Linked DNA regions of Homo sapiens: region 2 is linked to region 1. A link is an interaction called in ENCODE POLR2A ChIA-PET data of the cell type or tissue named here. Cell type or tissue: Caco-2. All regions are shown on one strand. Links, peaks and the distances in the headings refer to the core of each region. The heading gives the core; the rest is flanking DNA. Region 1 has its middle 11 kb from the start of HCK. Region 2 overlaps MYLK2 (myosin light chain kinase 2).

What was found. Peaks named below come from ENCODE experiments on the same cell type or tissue, not always from the same donor. Only the 100,000 strongest peaks of a DNase experiment are listed, where the experiment ranks them.
Region 2: POLR2A ChIA-PET joins it to region 1 with 7 read pairs; 4 of 35 experiments call an interaction of 5 or more read pairs at or near these places.

What each region holds. Positions count from the first base shown.
Region 1 is chr20:32,038,941-32,043,326 of GRCh38, reverse strand. No RefSeq gene overlaps it. Among named protein-coding and RNA genes, the nearest start is that of HCK, 11 kb to the left of the region's middle. RefSeq lists a silencer at 2,637-2,816. In Caco-2, for the core only: no CTCF peak of the experiment used is centred there; DNase peaks (open chromatin) are centred at 2,506 and 2,956.
Region 2 is chr20:31,831,827-31,836,212 of GRCh38, reverse strand. It overlaps MYLK2 (myosin light chain kinase 2), which reads right to left. Exons shown (of 13, transcript NM_033118.4): 11 at 4,358-4,386; 12 at 4,077-4,209; 13 at 1,529-2,496. The coding sequence ends at 2,416. Among named protein-coding and RNA genes, the nearest start is that of FOXS1, 12 kb to the left of the region's middle. RefSeq lists an enhancer at 1,537-2,167. In Caco-2, for the core only: a CTCF peak has its summit at 2,617; DNase peaks (open chromatin) are centred at 1,792, 2,012, 2,632, 4,111 and 3 weaker places.

The DNA.
Region 1 (4,386 bases), core at 213-4,212:
AATCTATAGAAACAGAAAAGAGGTTGGGCACAGTGGCATATGCCTGTAGTCCCAGCCACTCTGGAGGCTGAGGTAGGAGGATCACTTGAACCCAGGAGTTCAAGACCAGCTTGGGCATCATGCTGAGACCTCCATCTCTACTTAAAAGAAAAAGAAAGGAGATTATTGGTTGCATTGGGCTGGGAGCTGAGGAGAAATAAGAAGTGACTGCTAATAGGTACAGGGTGGTTTTGGTGGGTGGGTAATGAAAATGTTCTAAAATTGATTGTGGTGACAGTTGCACAACATTTGAACATACTAAAAACCATTGCATTGTAAAAGTTAAACAGGTGAATTGTATAGTACGTAAATTTATAATTCAATAAAAATGCTTTTTACAAAAGAAGGAGGAAGCCCCTTATGTACTAATAGAGAACAATGCAAAAATATAGCTGTAAATAGGGAAGAAATTGAGGCGTCCAACAGCTTCTATTGTATTTCACTATTTGTGCAGAATAATAGAACAAACACACTAGCATATGGCTGGGCCAAGTGAAGAAGGGCACACATAGCAAACAGCCCCAGTGGTTTCTTCCAGGGAGGGGAACTGCATAGTATCTTTTGTACTCTTGAATGTTGAACTATTTAAATGTATTAGCTATACAAAATCAAGTAAAGTCAACTGAAAATACAATCAGAGACTTCATGGATGAGATAGAATTGATGCTGGCTGGGATTTTTAGAGGATGAAAAGTCAAGAAAGGTGTTCTGAGTGTGCACTTGACTCTGGGGCCAGGGGTGGAAGAGCGTGGGAGCAAAGGCACAGAGGCTGGACTGACCGCCTCTCGCTAGCTGTGACTTTGGGCAGGTTCTCTCTGCCCGTTTCCTCCCCTGCATAGTAGAATAAGAGTACCTCCTGCACCAGGTGGTTGCCCTCACTTACATTATCTCATTTTCTGTCTTATAAATAGGGATGACTATAAAAGGGTTGCTCAGACAGGTAAAGGCAATTGCCCAAGGTCACACAGCCAATAAGTGCCAGAGCTGGGATTTGAAGAACCCACATGGACATGCCTCCAGTGTGCCTCTGACAGCTGTGTTTGTAACCGTTACACAAAATGCAGTAATCGTGCCCAGGAAGTTGAGGAGTATAGAGAGAGATGCAGAATGCAGAAAGGGACCCAGGGCTCTGTCCTGGAAGGAGGGCAGGAGCTAGAACACAATGTAAGCTTCGCTTTACAGTGGGTCAGAGGTTGGCTCTTTCAAAAATGTATTTTCCTATTTCCAGAGGGCATTTGCATTTCATATTTCAAATTCTTTGGGATCACTGTTGATTGTTCTATATTCAAAACATGTTGAAGGATGGGAAAGAGAGCCACAATCATTATTTCAGAGCTCAACCATTTCCCCTTTTATTTGTAAAGTAGCCAGCGTTTATTTCATAGCTACACCCTCCCAGGCAGGAGCTCACTGCTCCCCACCTTTCCCAAAAAGGTCAAATGAAAATCAGAGGAGACTAACCCTTGAGAAACGCCCAACAGCCCCTAGGGGGTCCCTGACCCCCTTAGAAAGCTCCTCCCTCCTCCAGTCTTCTTTAACTCCCACTCGGCCTTATTTTTCTCCAGAGAATTTGTCGCCACCAGGCACTATGTTACATATTTGTATGTTCACCTGTTGATTCTCTGTCTCCTCTACTATATTGCAAATTCCGTGCAGATACTATTCACATGCCCATTTTACAGAGGAAGAAACTGAAGCTCAGAGTTTAGGAACAGCCAGTGAGTGATAGTGACAGTGCTGGCATCTAAACCCTTCGTTCTTTGATTAATTCCATTAATACGATTAAGGGCCTACCATGTGCATTTCTGCCAAGGTCTGGGAGCACAAAAATGGATGAGAGCGTTTTGGCCCTCAAGCAACTTTCAATCCAATTATGGAGACAATCATTTAACCAATAACTTAGATACAGAGTGGAAAATGCTGCTAGAGAGAGAGAGAGAGATAGGCCCATGATATTGTAGGACCAAGTAGGAAGGACACTGAGTGCAGCAAGGACTTCTTGAAAAAGGTGATATGGGCCAGGCACAGTGGCTCATGCCTGTAATCCCAGCACTTTGGGAGGCCGAAGTGGGTGGATCACCTGACATCAGGAGTTAGAGACTAGCCTGGACAACATGGCGAAATCCTGTCTCTACTAAAAATTAGCCAGGCGTGATGGCGGGCACCTGTAATCCCAGTTACTCGGGAAGCTGAGGCAGGAGAATTGCTTGAATCCTGCAGGCAGAGGTTGCAGTGAGCTGAGATCGCGCCACTGCACTCCAGACTGGGCAATGGAGTGAGACCTGCCTTAAAAAAAAAAAAAAGTGACATGAGTTGAGGCTTAATGGATGCCAGAGGAAGATCAGGGCAAAGGGTGTTCCAGACAGAAGGGACAACCTGACAAAGGCTTGAGAGGGAAACAGTCTGACCTGTTTGAGGAACTGCAAACATTTCCATGTTGTTGGTGCCTGAAGCCCCAGGCAGATACCATATTTGGAAGAGGAGGCTGGAAGTGGCGGCAGCAGCTGATAGGCACTGGGGCCAGCTCATGTAGGACTCGGGCAAGACTGTACAAGGCTGGCCTATGGATGCCTTCCAAGCTTACCTACCCCAAGTACCATCCTAGAGGCAGCAGACCTCCTGCTCAGGGGCGGGGTGAGACTGGGTGGGGACGGGGGTGGGGCGGGGGCAGTGCTGGGGGAGTCCATGAAATTGTTTTTCTGCCCCCAGCTGCATGGCCACCCCCAGCTGACGGGTCCCCCCAGGGGGGTTGGGGGACTGTTCAGTTTCACAACACCCCCTTCTCTTCCCCCAGTGTCTCTGGAGGCTAAGAAAAGAGGAAGCGCTTTGTGGACTTCCTCCTGGGTCCGGTGCACCCAAGCCCAGGCTGGTCTTCTCCCAGGGGCAGGGCTGGACCTGCCCACTGTATTCTGCAGAAAAAAAGGGCCTGGGCGTGGCCCTGCCCCTCATTCAGTGGTGGACATGCTCAAGCAGGGTGCGCCCAGGCCTGGGACTAGGAGAGTAGGTTGGAGTCCCAGCTCTTCTAACTTGCTGTGTGTGTCTGACAAACTCTTCTCTGAGCCTGAATCTCAAAGAGGAAGACACATCCTTACTCAGCAATTTGAAACTGGGGTGATGTGCATGAATTAACATGGAGAGATCCCCAAGACATTCTTTCAGAATCGCAGAGTACATTCCTTTTTAAAATAATAACATGGTTTTGTGTTTACCTCTACATGTATGTAAATGCGTAGATAAAAGTCTGGAAGCTAAACAGCCAACAAGAAGCAGAGGTTGTCACTGAAGAGGAAAGGAACATTGGAATTGGTGGTGGGGAAGTGTTTTTCTATGTTTTTTTTTTTCTTTCTTTCTTTTTACTTTAAATTCTGGGATACATTTGCAGAACGTGCAGGTTTGTTGCATAGGTATACATGTGCCGTGGTGGTTTGCTGCACCCATCAACCTGTCATCTAGGTTTTAAGCCCCACATGCATTAGGTATTTGTCCTAATGCTCTCCCTCCCCTTTCCCCCCATCCCCCAACAGGCCCTGGTGTGTGATGTTTCTCTCGCTGTTTTTTTCTTTCTTAACTAGAATGCATTGTTTTTATTTATGGAACTAAAATAATGATAATAAATGAGGGAATTGGAATATATGGTTATCAAGTGTTGCTCCTTCTGAACATTTTATTATGAAAATGTCCAAATACACAGCAAAATTTAAAGACTTTGGCGACAAAATACCTACTCTCACCACTTACATTCTACCATTGACATTTTACTTGCTTTAACCATGTTTGTTCATCTATCTGTCTATCAATTCATCTTTTAAGATGCATTTTAAAGAAATTACCTCAACACACATATTATTAACTGGAGTTCAATTTCAATATTTGTTTACAGTAATTTTCTTTTAATGTAAATTTACAGGCAAAGGGCAAAAGATTACGTGTTCATTTGCTGAGTTTTTACAAATGCATATATATTTATGTAACTTAAACCCCATTAGGAGATACATTTTTATCACTCTAGAAAGTTCCCTCTTGTCCTACTATATATATATATATATACACACACACATTTTTGTTTTTGAGAGCAGGTCTCGCTATGCTGCCCAGGCTGGCCTTGAACTCCTGATTTCAGGTGATCCTCCCACCCCAGCCTCCCAAGTAGCTGGGACTACAGGCCTCTATGGTGTATTTTAATTGCTGACATCCTATGGGTCAACACTAAGCACAGAGCCAGGTATATAGTAAATGCTCAATAATGTTGGTTGAAGTAAGGAATGAGTCTAGGAATGAATGTGCAGGTGGCTTGCTCCCCTAAGGGCAGGACCATGTCTTCTTCTTTTGCAATCACCATGGAATTGA
Region 2 (4,386 bases), core at 262-4,261, 210 kb after region 1:
GCCAAGAGCCCAAGCCAGGTTCCCCAGGACCCCCAAGCCCCAGACTGTGAGTCAGGCTCAGACTTCAGAGTCACCCATTCACCACCCCAAGTGATACTGCTGCAACCGGACTCTGAACTCCCCAGCTCAAGCAGGGCGGGGATCGCAGTGAGGACCAGTGTTCATGGAGGCAGGAGAGAGGGGATGAACTGTCAAGGTTTCTGTCCGAGGGCAAGCCTAAGGTTTCTCAGGAGGCAGGCAGTGGTGAAGAGCAGGGGCTCTGGGCCCAGACCATCTGGGTACAAATCCTGGCTCTGCCACTGACTATGTGGCCCTGAGCAAGTGGCTGAACCTCTCTGAGGCTTGGCTCCACACTCTGAGAAATGGACACAACACCTCGCAGAGTCACCGTGTGCAGCCGATGTGACCATCAACACAATGCGGCGCCCAGGGCCAGCAGCCGGCAGGTGCTCGATGCATGTTAACTGCTGTCTCTGCTCTTCCTGCTGGAACCTCTCTGTTCCCACAGGCCAGTCCCACTTCTCAGTCGTCCTCACAGCCAGAAAGGCTGCACTGTATCAGGGCTCAGCTCTCTTGCCCTCTGGGCTGCCCCCAGATGGAGCCTCCCCTGCCCCTCACTGCTGGCTTGTGGTGAGGTGGCCGTGGCCACTGGGAAAAATCAGAGAACAGTCCTCTCCCCTGAGGCCCTCATTGTAGACCCAGCAAAGGCATCGCAGGCCTGCCAGACCTGGCCTCCACCTGGAGACCGGACTCTCTGCTTACACCCTGTCCTGGTGAGAGGCAGAGGGAACGCATGGGCACATCCTTGCTCTGGGAGACAGAAAAGCTCCTTTCAAGCCCCAGTCCCTGACTTGTTGAGTGGCATTCAAGTTCCTTCTCTCCTCTGAGCCTCAGTTTCTTCATATGTGGAGTAAGGATAAGAACATTATCGTTCCCTGGGCCGAGCACAGCCCTAAGTGCCTTACCTCAGTCTGACTGATGCTGCAGCCATGGCCCCACCCTATGAGGTAGATCCTAGCGCTGCCCACTCTCTCTGGCTCAGTTTCTCCCTCTGTAAAACAGGAATAATAATACCTGCCTCATGAGAATCACCTGAAGCCGGGAGGCGGAGGTTGCGTGCAGTGAGCATAGATCACACCACTGTACTCCAGCCTGGACGACAGAGTGAGACTCCATCATAAATCAATCAATCAACCAATCAATCCTGCCTCGTAACTTTGCTGTGAGGAGTAAATGAGTTAACACAGCACAGGCGCTTTAAGTAAAGCTGGGCACGCAGTAATCACACACCCGGTGTAGGCTGTTGCTGCGACCTCCCTCTCACAGGTGAGGATACTGAGGCACAACGTGCAGAAGCCACCTGCCCACATCATGTGCTGGGCAGACTGGCACCTGAGCCTGCATGAACCACCAAACTGTGAGCTGACGGATATTGCTAAAGTGTCCGGTACACAGTAGGTGCTCAGTGAACTGTGGTCATCAGCGACCTCACACCAGTGCAGGCACACACAGAGGGAAGGAGGCCACATCCAACCTGTACATTTATTTACAAGGCACAAGCTGAGAGCAGACTGGAGGCTGCCCCATGGCCTTCCTAATTCTCCTGGGCCTGCTGACCCCATCATCTGAGGCCATGGGTGACCCCCAAGATGGGGGCCCCGAGTGGTTGGGTTGGGCCGGCTTGGCCCTGAGGCAAGCTCGGGGGTGGTCTCCTGTGTCCCTTGGCTTCTCCCCTCCCCCTCCACCAGGCCTGGGCTGGGCGCCCTCTCTCTCACACAGAGTTCCTGTGTGTTGGTGGTCGCAAGGAAGGTGGGTGGGGGCCAGCCTGGGCCAGATGGTGTGGGCTCGGCCTTATCTGCTGGAGTGGGGAGGTGGCGGGGGCATGGAGGTCCTCTCTCACAAAGCCTGCTCTGTCTTCCCTGGCAGCTGGGCCTTAGGAATCAGCGTTGCAGCCTTTCTGCCCCACCAGGAGCCTCCCATCCACAACCACAGAAGCCCTACATGCTGAGACCCCCCAGCCATGGCACTCCAGCTAGGAGGAGGCCCAGGCTAAGGACTCTCCCAGTGGGGCAAAGCAGGGGTCACCACGGCGGCGGCAGTTCAAAGACGAGGAGCTGGGGAGGGAACCGGGAGCGGCTTCAACGGGGGCCTGGAGTCTGGGGTGTGGCCGACAGGCTGGAGCCCTGTCTGGGGAGGTGCTAGCAGGATGGATCCAGGCCACACTCCGAGGCGGCTCACATCGGGGAAGCGGTCACTGCATGGGGGCGTGGGGAGCCCCGAGCCTCCCAGCCTGGCACAGCCTTGTCCTAACGAGGCTGCCCTGGGGATCTGGCTGCCTTTTCTGGCCTTCTGGGCTGTGTGGCTTCAGCCCCGGCCACTGTGTGGCTGCGTCCAGGCTTCAGCTGCGCCCAGGGCTCAGACCCCCAGAGCCATCAGTGCCCCCGAGCTGCTGATCTTCTTGAAGCGGTTGGCAGCGCTGACAGCAATGAAGTTTTTCTAGAGGGCAGAAGAGAGGGAGTCCCAGTCAACACCAGGGCAGGGGGGCAGCTGCAGGGTGTCTGAGCAGCCTGTAAGTCCCCTTCAGTCCAGGAGGGTCACAGGCTAGAGAAGGTGCAGTGCCCAAAATGGCCACGGGAGGCGCCATGACACTGTATTGTCCAGGAGTCCCCTCACTCAACGGATAGGTCAGCCAGACCTGAACCAAGGACCGCTCTGCTCCAAACACTCCCATGGCTCCAGTTTTGCTCCAAGTAAAAGATAAACCCCTTGCCATGGCCGATGAGTCCCTCCAACTCCTGTCCCCCTCTTCCTCTCTAACTTCATTCCTTACCTCCTTGCTCACTCCACTCCATCCATACTGGCCTCCTACCTGTTCCTCAAACTCTCCAACCACACCTCTGCCTCAGGGCCTTTGCACTGGCTACTCCCTCTGCCCGGAATACTCTTCTCCCAGTATTGGCACGGCTCACCCCTCCCCACCTTCAGGTCTTTGTTCACATGCTTCTCAGTGAGCCCTTCCTGACCCCCCCTATTTAGAAGTGCAGGCTGGGCACAGTGGCTCACACCTGTAATCCCAACACTTCGAGAGGCCAAGGCGGGAGGATTGCTTGCCTGAGCAACATGGCGAGACCTCATCTCCACAAAAATATTTTTAAAATATTAACTGGATGTGGTGGCATATGTCTGTGGTCCCAGCTATTCAGGAGGCCAAAGGAGAGGATCACTTGAGCCCAGAAGGTCAAGACTACAGTGAGCCATGATAGCGCCACTGCACTCCAGCTGGGGAGGCAGAGTGAGACCCTGTCTCTAAAAAAAATAAAAATAAAAGTGCAACCTCTCCCCGGCAGAAGGCCCTTATTTTTTTTCTAAAGTCTTCTTTAACCCTGCCTATTTCCACAGGGCTCTAGAAAATGCCCCACCTCAGCCAGGCACAGTGGCTCACGCCTGTAATCCCAGCACTTTGGGAGGCGGAGGCAGGTGGATCACGAGGTCAGGAGTTCAAGACCAGCCTGGCCAACATGGTGAAACCCCGTCTCCACTAAAAATACAAAAATTAGCCAGGTGTGATGGTGGGTGCCTGTAATCCCAGCTACTTGGAAGGCTGAGGCAGGAGAATTGCTTGAACCTGGGAGGCAGAGGTTGCAGTGGGCCGAGATCACGCCATTGTACCCCAGCCTGGGTGACAGAGCAAGACTGTATTGAAAGAAAGAAAAAAAGATAGAAAATGCCCCATCTCTCACCAAAAGTAACTCCACAAAGACTGAGATCTTTGTCTCTTTTGTCCACTCCTATATCCCAATGCCTAGAAGTAGTAGATGCTCAAGAAATATTTGAAAAATGAAGGAGGGAAGCCAGAGCCCCAGATGGGTGGGGCTGGGTGGAAGGCCGGGTAGAGGTCTCCACTCTAGGACAGGAGCCAGCCCAGGGCAAAAACAGAAAAGTCAACCCTGTCTTCCGGACAGGGCCCAGCCTGGTCAACAGAACCTGCCAAGGCAGGGACGGTGGAGGCTGGGATCTGGCACCAGGAGCTCTTCCCACTAGCAAGCCCTCCCTCCCCACCCTGAATCCAGCGGTACCTTCCAGCGCCTCTTCATGAGGTATTTCTTAAGCAAGATCTGGGACTTAAGGCGTCGGTTACAGCGTTTGGCTTTCTCCGCCAGGTTGTTGAGCCAGGGATGGGCGAGACACTGGGCAGCGTTCATCCGGGCCCTGGGGGAGAGGCAGCATGGTGACGGTGGGCTGCATGCTCGTGAGGCCCCAGGGGCTCAGCTGGCCTCTCTACCTGGCTCCCGCCCTGCCAGCACTCAGACACACTAAGCTTGCACACATACAGTTCAGGTTCTGGGGTGAGCCTCACCTCTGGTCCTTGACGATGAGGTTGGAGAC